2 separate regions of the Homo sapiens genome follow, and region 1 is linked to region 2. A link is a loop called in an ENCODE intact Hi-C map of the cell type or tissue named here. Cell type or tissue: ascending aorta. All regions are shown on one strand. Each heading gives the region's core, and the rest is flanking DNA. Links, peaks and the distances in the headings are about the cores only. Region 1 has its middle 180 kb from the start of SPATA18. Region 2 has its middle 110 kb from the start of USP46.

Region 1 (5,382 bases), core at 83-5,082, 310 kb before region 2:
AGTTCTAATATGTTCATTTTCCATGTCAAAGGCTATGAAATAGATATGAAAATGAAATCCTGAGTTGGATGGGAGTTTAAGTAAATTATAATTTTCTGGGAGTTTAAGTAAATTATAATTTTCTGGTTAAGCAAATAATTATATTGTTTCAGCAAATCATCATTTCCCCTGTATTAAAGCCCTTTTTCTTTGCTTTTAGCATTCCAATGAAAACATGTCTTAATGGGTCAAATATTAAAACTGAATGCCTGGAAATATCATAAGTTCTAAACACCTTCCATCGCAATCTCATTTTAAATTTTCTGGAGTGTTCTTTTGAACATTTTTTCTAACCAACTCAACATAAAATGATCAGATTTTTTAATGAGCTATTAAAAAATTTATTTTTCTTCAGGATGTTGAATGCTGACTACTGGTCAAGGAAGAGCAAATGTCTGTTCTCTTTGCTTGCTTTTTTTCTGAGACAGAGTCTAGCTCTGTTGCCCAGGCTGGAGTGCAGTGGCACGATCTTGGCTCACTGAAACCTCTGTCTCCCGGGTTCAAGCGATTCTCCTGCCTCAGCCTCCTGAGTAACTGGGAGCCAACCACCACGCCCAGCTAATTTTTGTATTTTTAGTAGAGAGGGGGTTTCACTGTGTTGGCCAGGCTGGTCTAGAAATCCTGACCTCGTGATCCTCCCGCCTCAGCATCCCAAAGTACTGGGATTACAGGCGTGAGCTACTGCGCCTGGGCTGCTTGCTTTTTAAGTTTTAGTTAAAGGAGCTGAGATTATATTTTTTAAAATATATGAAAGTAGACTAGGTGTGGTGACTCACACCTATAATCACAACATTTGGGAGGCCAAGGTGGGAACATAATTTGAGCCCAGGAGTTTGAGACCAGCCTGAGCAACATGAGGAGACCCTGTCTCTACAAAAGAAAATTAGAAATTAGCCAGGCATGGTGGCAAGCACCTGTAGTCCTAGCTACTCAGGAGCCTGAAGTGGGAGGATCCCTTGAGTCATTTGGTCTGGTCAGAAATCTGAATTGGAACTGCAGTTATCCCTAAATAAATCCTTTGAAACCCAAATGAAAACAAACATTCTCTCCCATAAAGTTATCTTCACTCCTTAAATGCAAAAATAGCTTTTTCGCTGGGCGTGGTGGCATGGCCCAGCTAGTCAAGAGGCTGAGGTGTGAGAATTGCTTGAACCCAGGAGTTTGAGGCCAGCCTGGGCAATATAGCAAGCCTCATCTCTAAAAAACAAACAAAGAAATCCCCCAAGATGCTGTCTCCCTGCAGTTATTCTTCTTGTAAATTATTCACTATTTGTTTGGATTTATTTGAACTCCTGCTTTTTGTTTGTTTTCTGTTTTTGCTGTTAAATGGAAAAACTTAAAATCAGATGCTTGGTATCTGCTACCAGCATAAAATAGACTAAGGAGAAAATCCTAAGACACCCTTTTGGATGTTTGTTTTCTAAAATCTATCTATCTATCATCTATCTATCTTTCCATCCATCCATCTCTCTGTATGTAGACTTGTGTGTGTGGGGGGGGGAGGGGGGTGGGTGTTTGTGTGGGTGTTTTTTTATTTGTTCAAAAAAGAAGGAAAAGGATATCAGGGACTCTGCAATGCTTTCCTAGTTGGAGTTCTTCCCTTTTGTATTTACTTCCAACTACCATTTTTGCTAGGGAACTTGATATTCCTAATTCGTGGTTTCATAGGCCAGTGTAGCATAAATCCAGAGAGACATTCAACTCTAATTTCTATGGGGTTAAGCTAAGACCCTGCCCCTTTCTCCTTCCCTTCTCCCAAATGAGGAGGATGTCCACATTTACCTTTGGAGGAGTCTTTCAGTGTCCTCTGAAGCTGGGAAGGCAGAACTGTGGGTGGAGAGGGGAGATTTGCAGGGAATCAAGGTCTGAGATCATAGAAGACTTGTTTTTGTCCTGATTCTGCCCTCAGTGGGCATGTCATCTTAGGAAAGTCACTAAACCTCTTTCTCTAAGCCTCTGTTTTCCCCTCTGTGAAATGAGATTGATAATAATGTTTCTGTTTTGCTTGCAGGGTTACTGTAGAGAGAATGAAGGAAGATGTTATATAAGAAAGCCCTTTGTTAAAGGACTTACTTGCTATGGTTTCCCTTGACCAATAACGATACATACATAGTTGACTTTTTAGGACATGTAATAAAAGACAGTAGGGTATCGCATTTCATAGATGATCATTATGCCTTTCTGCACTAGATGTCAGTAGAGCTCTATGATTCAAAAGGCTCCACTACCTGACCAGGAATAATCTGTTCTTGGAAAATTTTCCAAAGCAAACTCATTGTGTTTTTGCTTATTTTGCATTTCTTACCTAATGGCCATGAATTTGTGTGTCCTCGCCCTGCACCCACCCTCATCCACCCAACTAGAATTCCTCTTTCAGCACAATTTTCTGCTGTGTTGGAGCTTCTCTTTCTTCATTTTCTAGGGAAATTTCTACAAAAACCATTCTTTTTCAAGAGTTTGTTTAGACAATGTGAAAGCCAAAACAGAAAGTCCGAAGGCTATAGGGCAAACTCACAAAACAATTTAGAAGAGTTATTGCAGATGGATTTAGTGCTTTTAAAATTAAAGGTCGCTTAAAAAAAAAACTGTCTGCATTCATGTTTTTTTCACCATCCTGTTGTTGTTGCCATATTTTAGTTTTCCAGCTATGATTTATAATTTAAAAATAGAGCTGAAATACAAGAGTGGTGCTTTCCCTTACCCAGAAATGCTTAGCAGAAGAACCCTCTGTTTTTCAAAATGCTGACTTGTCTCTATAGAGAAGAAAAATAAATCTCTGAGAACCATAGCTCTTTTTGCTTCTTGGAAATAGCTAAAAAGTTCAAGCTAAAGCCTGGCTTTGGACCCATGTCCATCCTTTGGGGACAGTTATGTTCTTTCCAAAAAGTGCAAATTTACTTATGAAGCAGGTCCATGTTTTAACTGGCTTATTCGATCACAGCAGAATTCACTAATTTAATTGCTTCTTTGACTTTCAACGTGAAAATCATTTACCAGCATAAAAATTTTAAAAAGTGCAAGTTGTTGTTAGGATTTTTATCTAAGAATGAAAGGAACTTAAAGTGTCCAGTGTCTGAGATTTTCCAAGATGATCTCTGTTTTACATTCAAACATAGGGATTTAAAAGTTAAATTGCTTTGAAGTGAGACTGAACACCTGATTTATTTTCAAATGCCACTTTAAAAAAATCATTGACATCTATTTACATAAGGCTATTGCCAATTTAAAGAAAGACACAGAGGCAAAATTAATATAGAGTTGATTTGGGCCAAGGTTGATGACTTACCCTGGGAAACACTGGGAATTGCTTCAAAGAACAAAGGAGAGACTCAAGTTTTCAAAGAAAAAAGGACAAATCAGGAGAAGGGTTGATTACAAAACTTGTTTTTTAGGAATTCTCATTGGTTTACAGAAATAACATTGACTCCTGATTGGCTATACATTGTTGAACTATAGGGTGTGAATTATGATGTCCAGCACATAACATTGTTGGGTTAATTTATGGCTACTCAGTGGCGACGCTCAGTCTAGAGCCCATATAGCAGGGAGATTACTTAGCTCCAGGGTGAGGAGTGAGATGTGACTGCTGTCACATTTCATTGCCCCTCTGGGCCTGATCATTTAAAGGGGCTCACATTCTTTAAATAAAAAGTTTCTTTTATTTCTCACTTTTCAACAGTTTTATGTTCCACTCTGTGCAAATTATTGTTTTTTGAATGAAAATGAGTTAATCATTTTTATTGAGCATCTATTATGAGATAGGTACTGTGCTAGAAGTTGAAGATAAATAATGAGCAAACCTAGCTGTCTTGGAGCCTACAGTCTAGTGGGGAACAAAAATATAATCCAGTAACCACAGAAACAAATGAAAAATTGCAAATCTAAGCTCCCTCATCTTTGTTTCTGCTTATTTATTTTTAAGTACTTATCACCCTCTGACATTTATATTTATTTGTTTTTTTTTATTGCCTGTTTCCCATCGTAGAATGTCAGCTTCATAAAAGGAGAGATTTTGTTCTGTTCAACAATGTTTCCTGAGTACCCAGAACAGCATCTGACACAGGTGCTCCATAAATATTAGTTGAACGAAGGCATTAATAAGAAGTACTCAGTGTTATGAGATCCTAGACTAGAAGAAGTTGATCACATCAGCGAGGTTAAGAAAGGCTTAACTGCAGAAGGGATGCTTGAGTTGAGAAGTCAGCAATGACCAGGCTGAGAAGGGAGAGAAGACCATTCAAGGCAACATGGGCAAAGACCTCATGGCAAGGGGGAGCATGAAAAAGATAAGAAACAGAAAGAAGGCTTGAGAGGCAGAAGAAGAGAGACTGAGCAAAACAGGATTGCAAAGTGAAATAGGAAAGGAAGGGAGGGGCTAGACCTTGCAGATTCTCATAGGCAGAATTAAGAAGTTATCCTTATTCTAAAAACAATGAAAAGTCATTTGAGTTTTTTAAGCGGGGATGAGGGGTGGAAGGTGATGACTTAATTAGATTTGAAAAGATTACTCTGACTTCAGTGTGGTGAATGGACTGGAGGGTGGTCCAGAGTGGAGGTTGCAAGCCTGGCTAAAAGGCAGTGGTTGAATTGAGTGATGGGAGTAGTTTGAACTTGAGTGCTGGTGGTGAGGATTGGAATAGGTGGATGCAGAAGTCGATGAGTCCATAGCAATTTAAGAGGTAAAACCAATTAGACTAGGTGAAGTGTTGGATAAAGAGTGAGAGAGAAGGAGGTATTAAGGTTGAGCTGAAGTTTAGGGCTTGGACAATGTGGGATGGTGGTGCCATTCAATGAAATAGGAAACCCTGGAAAAATATGAGGTTTGGCAGGAAACATGATGAGCTCAGTCTTAGTTCAGTTTAGATAGGTTTCTTTGGGGCATCCAAGAGGATATATTAAGTTGAAGATGGTCTGAAGCTTGGAAAGCCTGGGCTGGGGCTACAAATACACGATCATTCCACAGATAGTAATTGAAATCGTGGGTTAGAGACTAGACTGGAAAGTGGAGAGGATTGTTTGATATAAAGATATCTGGTTTTAAAGAAAAGGATGAAAACACAGAATGCAGACAGATAAAGCTCTGACGTAAGTGAGTAGGCCTGGGCTATCCATGCCCACAGCTGAAAAGCATTAAATGAGATTTGATGCTAACTTGGTAGAGCATTCAATGAGCCACAGAGAGCAACCTATTAGACCTATCGGACCTTTCTAGATTCAAGCATCCCTGAGAATCAACTTCCTCTTCCTCATGAGACAGAAGACAAAATCTCATGGTATTTTCACCTTGATAAAGTACTTTTACCAAGCCCGTATTTTAAACATTATTTCTTTATAGTATGTGTA
Region 2 (5,382 bases), core at 206-5,205:
ATGTCTAAAACACCAAAAGCAATGGCAACAAAAGCCAAAATTGACAAATGGGATCTAATTAAACTAAAGAGCTTCTGCACAGCAAAAGAAACTACCATCAGAGTGAACAGGCAACCTACAACATGGGAGAAAATTTTCGCAACCTACTCATCTGACAAAGGGCTAATATCCAGAATCTACAATGAACTCAAACAAATTTACAAGAAAAAAACAAACAACCCCATCAAAAAGTGGGCGAAGGACATGAACAGACACTTCTCAAAAGAAGACATTTATGCAGCCAAAAAACACATGAAGAAATGCTCATCATCACTGGCCATCAGAGAAATGCAAATCAAAACCACTATGAGATATCATCTCACACCAGTTAGAATGGCAATCATTAAAAAGTCAGGAAACAACAGGTGCTGGAGAGGATGTGGAGAAATAGGAACACTTTTACACTGTTGGTGGGACTGTAAACTAGTTCAACCATTGTGGAAGTCAGTGTGGCGATTCCTCAGGGATCTAGAACTAGAAATACCATTTGACCCAGCCATCCCATTACTGGGTATATACCCAAAGGACTATAAATCATGCTGCTATAAAGACACATGCACACGTATGTTTATTGTGGCACTATTCACAATAGCAAAGACTTGGAACCAACCCAAATGTCCAACGATAGACTGGATTAAGAAAATGTGGCACATATACACCATGGAATACTATGCAGCCATAAAAAATGATGAGTTCATGTCCTTTGTAGGGACATGGATGAAATTGGAAACCATCATTCTCAGTAAACTATCGCAAGAACAAAAAACCAAACACCGCATATTGTCACTCATAGGTTGGAACTGAACAATGAGATCACTTGGACACAGGAAGGGGAATATCACACTCTGGGGACTGTGGTGGGGTCGGGGGAGGGGGGAGGGATAGCATTGGGAGATATACCTAATGCTAGATGACACGTTAGTGGGTGCAGCGCACCAGCATGGCACACGTATACATATGTAACTAACCTGCACAATGTGCACATGTACCCTAAAACTTAGAGTATAATAAAAAAAAAAAAAAATTAAAAAAAAAAAAAAAAGAGGAAGTGAATAAATGTATTCATGTATATATTTTTTCTAATCTGGACAAAAATTTAAGGTTGAATTCACAGCCAACAGTAATAAAATATGTTAATTCCTGAGAAAAAAAAAAAAAAAAGAATGTGTTATAGGCCTGGAGTGGTGGCTCATCCTTGTAATCCCAGTACTGTTCAAGGCTGAGGCAGGAGGTTTGCTTGAGCCCAGGAGTTCAAGATCAGCCTAGGCAACATAGTGGGACCCCATTTCAACAAAAAAATACAAAAATTAGCCATGTGTGGTGGTGCATGCCTGTACTCTCAGCTACTCAGGAGGCTGAGGCAGATGATCACTTGAGCCTCAAAGGTTGAGACTACTGTGAGCTATGATCGCACCACTGCACTCCAGCTTGGGCGACTCTAGAAGAACCCCATCTTAAAACAACAACAACAACAACGAATGCTTTATAGAGTGTACTGGTCAGGACTCTTGGTCAAACGGGGAAAAAACTCAATTTGGACTAGCCTAAGCTAACACTCCCCTCTCTCTCCTGTCTGTCTGTCTTCTCTCTCTCTCTCTCTCTCTTTCCCTCTCTCTCTCTCTCTCTCCCTCTCTGTCTTTGAGACAGGGTCTCCAGGCTGGAGTGCAATGGTGCAATCACAGCTCACTACAACCTCCAAGTCCTAGACTCAAGCGATCCTCCCACCTCAGCCTCCCCCAAGAGCAGCTTGGACCACAGGCCTGTTCCAACACACCCAGCCCCTCCTCCTGAGTCTGCTCCTCCTGGCTTGTCGGGCACCTTCTCACAGGCCTGCTGTCTCCTTGAGGCTGAATCCTGAGAGCACAGATCCTGTGTTCACATCCTCGCAGCTTCACCTGCCCAGATGACAGACACTCAGAGCAATTGCTATGACCAGAAGGGGACAGTCAGCTCCTATTTGAATCAAATGTTGAACTTTTGGCAAGAGATGTGGGGCAGACCGAGCAAGCCCACTAAAGGAGTTGTTGGGGTCCCCCACACTAACACTTTGCATCTGCTGCCGGAGCCGTTATTGCCCTCACTGTCTCAGATTTGGCCAGCACTTAGTGGCTGCACAGGGACACTTCCCCTCTAGACCTGCTGCTCCCCTTTAGCCCAGTAGGAGGCAGCATTGCCCCTCCTTGCCCTACGACTCGCTGGACTGATTCCAGGCTTCCAGCTCAGCAGGAAGAGGATCCATTAAAAAGATTTTATCTTCGGAAAACCTTATCACCCCTCAAATGTCAAGACTTTCAGAAATTAATCTAGAGTTTTCTCCTTTTCAGGTCTCAAATTTTAAAACAGAATCATAAAATGCTAGAGCCAGGAGGAGCCTCTGGAGTCCTGTCACATCCAGCCCTCTGTTTTAAAGATGAATAGATCGACCAAGGCAGAGACTCAAATACATATTCTAACATTTGGTACCAGATTGCGAAGTCATTGGAACCGAGCATAAAAAGCTATCAAGGAGAGATAAAAGATCTGAAGGAAAGGTTGCGTATCAATTTCTGGAAAGCTGGACTAAACTTTTAATGGAAAACAATTATTTTATAAAAAGGTAAAGAGAAAAGGTGAAATTTTAAAAATAGGTTAAGTAATACTTCAATAATATTTAACCTACATATCAAATATACTATTATTTCACCATGTAGTCAGTAAAGACACCTGTGAATAAGATCTTTTGCATTCTTTTTCTGTACTAAATCTTTGAGATCTGGTGAGTATTGTACAGTTATAGCATATCTCAATTTGGACAAGCCATGTCTCAAGTGCTTAGTAGCCACATGCAGCCAGTGGCTACTGTGTTGGATGGTGCAGAATTGAAAAACAGGTTAGTACAGAACCTTGTGGAGCCCTCAGGACAAGCTGCACAGACATTTGAGCTCACCCAGGGCATTCTGGGGAAATGTCTTATACCAACAGAATATAAGGGGCTGATATATTTTACCAAAAAGAGCTTCCTGTTTGAAAAAAAATATATACTTTTCACCCCATCTCCTCTCCTCAGATAAGCTGCAGAAGGATGCATGATCATCGCATCATTATTATTCTTAAACAATGAACTGAAGTGGACCAGTCAAGTGAATGCCAAAGGGAGTTTGATGGAAGAGGCTGTCCTGTTCTCGCCTAGAGTGACCTCACAATCTGTGGCCCAGGAGGATTTTATAAGATATCAGCATGCCTGTGGAGAACAAATGAATAGTTTTTTCCTTAGTGCTAAAAACACCAGAGGCAATTTTCACATACCCACCCTTCGTTTTTACAGGACGTGGTGGGGGAGTCAGGCTGTAATCACAGTGTGTTAACTGAGGATAAAATAGAGAGCATCAGCTAGATTGCTCTTTCTTGAAAACAACAGCCAAAAAAGAAAAACAGCACTCAGGATTTTGAGTCGTTTTGCATGCTCAGGAGAGGATGGCAGTTTCAAGCACAACATCAAGAGGAAGGACAAAGTTGAGCCCAACTGGGCACCAGCAAGGAGTGGGTGCACCCATCCATGCCTCCACGCTCCTAAAAATGAGGGCTCCCGTCATTTTGGGGTAGTGGGTGTTTCACAGCCTGTTCTCCTCAGCAGCTTTGAAATTCCGCGTTCTGAGTTCTGGTAGTGTAGCCTGGCACAGAGTTGCAGGGACAAGGTTTGTTCGCACCCTAATCTCCTACCCCAGCCTGCTGTCTTCCTGGCTGCCCCACAATCTGAAGTCGAGGGTTTCTCACTAAACACTGAGCAGAGCGGCAGGCAGACCTTGACCTTGCCTCATACGTTCAAGTGAAATAAGCAACCACCCTAAAAAAGAAACCAAGTTTTGCCTTTGTTGATGGATTCCTCCTTCTATGGAAGTATCTGTGATAAGGATACTGTCATCCTGAACCACTGAGTCCTTTGTTCCAAAAATAGTGATTGACAGTCATTGATCACTTACTGCCGGGTGCCTATAGTAACTCATTTAAAGCTCTGCATAATAGTCCTTCCACAGCCGGTTGTGGTGGCTCACACCTGTAATCCCAGCACTTTAGGAGCCTGAGGTGGGCGGATCACTTGAGGTCAAGAGTTCAAGACCAGCCTGGCCAACATGGCGAAACCCTGTCTCTACTAAAAATACAAAATTAGCTGGGCTTTGTGGCAAGCGCCTGTAATCCCAGCTACTCGGGAGGTTGAGGCACAAGAATTGCTTGAACCTGGGAGGCAGAAGTTGCAGTGAGTTGAGATCACACCACTGCACTCCAGCCTGGGCAACAAGAGCAAAACTCCATCTCAAAAAATAATAATAATAATAATAAATAAAAATAAAATAAAATAAATAAAAATAAATTAACCAGTTATGGTGGCTCACACATGTAGTCCCAGCTACTCAGGAGGCTGAGGCAGGAGAGTCGCTTGAACCCAGGAGGCAGAGGTTGCAGTGAGCTGAGATTGTGCCATTGCAATCCAGCCTGGGCAACATAGAGAGATTCTGTCCAATAATAATAATAACAGTAATAGTCCCTCCAAACTATCCTAAGTGCTTTGTATACTGTATTAAAGTCCTAGGTTCGCCATAACAAAGTACCACAGACTGGGTGGCTTCAACAACAGAAATTGTATTTTTCCACAGTTCTGGAGGCCAGGCATCCAAGATCTAGGTGTCAGCAGTTTTGGTTTCTTCTGAAGCTATGAAGGAGACTCTGTTCCACACCCCTCTCCCAGCTTCTGGGGGTTTGCTGGCAATCTTTGGTATTCCTTGGCTTGTAGATGCAACACCCTAGTCTCTGCCTTTGCCTTCACATGGCATTTTCCCTTTGTATGTCTGTATCCAAATCTCTCCTTTTCAAAAGGGCACTGGTCATGCTGGATTAGGGCACACACTAATAACTTTATTTTAAGTTGATTACTTCTGTGAAGACCCTGTTTTCAAATAAGGTCACCTTCTGAGGTCTTGGAGGTTAGGACTCCAGTTTGTTTTGAGGGGGACACAATTCAACCCATAACACACATATTAACTCATTTGTCTTTCCAACAGCCCTTCAAGGCATCTTCCTGGATAATTTATCCCATTTGCAGAAGAGGGCACCTGGGACACAGAGAAAGTAAATGACTGGCCAAGGTCACTGTATTAGTCGGTTTTCATGCAGCTGATAAAGACATACCTGAGACTGGGTAATTTATAATGAAAAAGAGGTTTAACGAACTCACAGTTCCATGTGGCTAGGGAGGCCTCATAATCATGGCAGAAAGCAAAAGGCACTTCTTACATGGCGGCAGCAAGACAGAAAACTTGTGCAGGGAAACTCTCCTTTATGAAACCATCAGATCTTTTGAAACTTATT

What was found. Peaks named below come from ENCODE experiments on the same cell type or tissue, not always from the same donor. Only the 100,000 strongest peaks of a DNase experiment are listed, where the experiment ranks them.
Region 1: a loop joins it to region 2, with 4 times the contacts of the local background. A loop is called at or near these places in 9 of 110 quality-filtered maps.

What each region holds. Positions count from the first base shown.
Region 1 is chr4:52,232,416-52,237,797 of GRCh38, forward strand. No RefSeq gene overlaps it. Among named protein-coding and RNA genes, the nearest start is that of SPATA18, 180 kb to the left of the region's middle. In ascending aorta, for the core only: CTCF peaks have their summits at 2,212 (motif pointing right) and 2,424; no DNase peak of the experiment used is centred there; H3K4me3 peaks cover 496 bases.
Region 2 is chr4:52,543,438-52,548,819 of GRCh38, forward strand. No RefSeq gene overlaps it. Among named protein-coding and RNA genes, the nearest start is that of USP46, 110 kb to the right of the region's middle. In ascending aorta, for the core only: a CTCF peak has its summit at 2,202 (motif pointing right); a DNase peak (open chromatin) is centred at 2,214.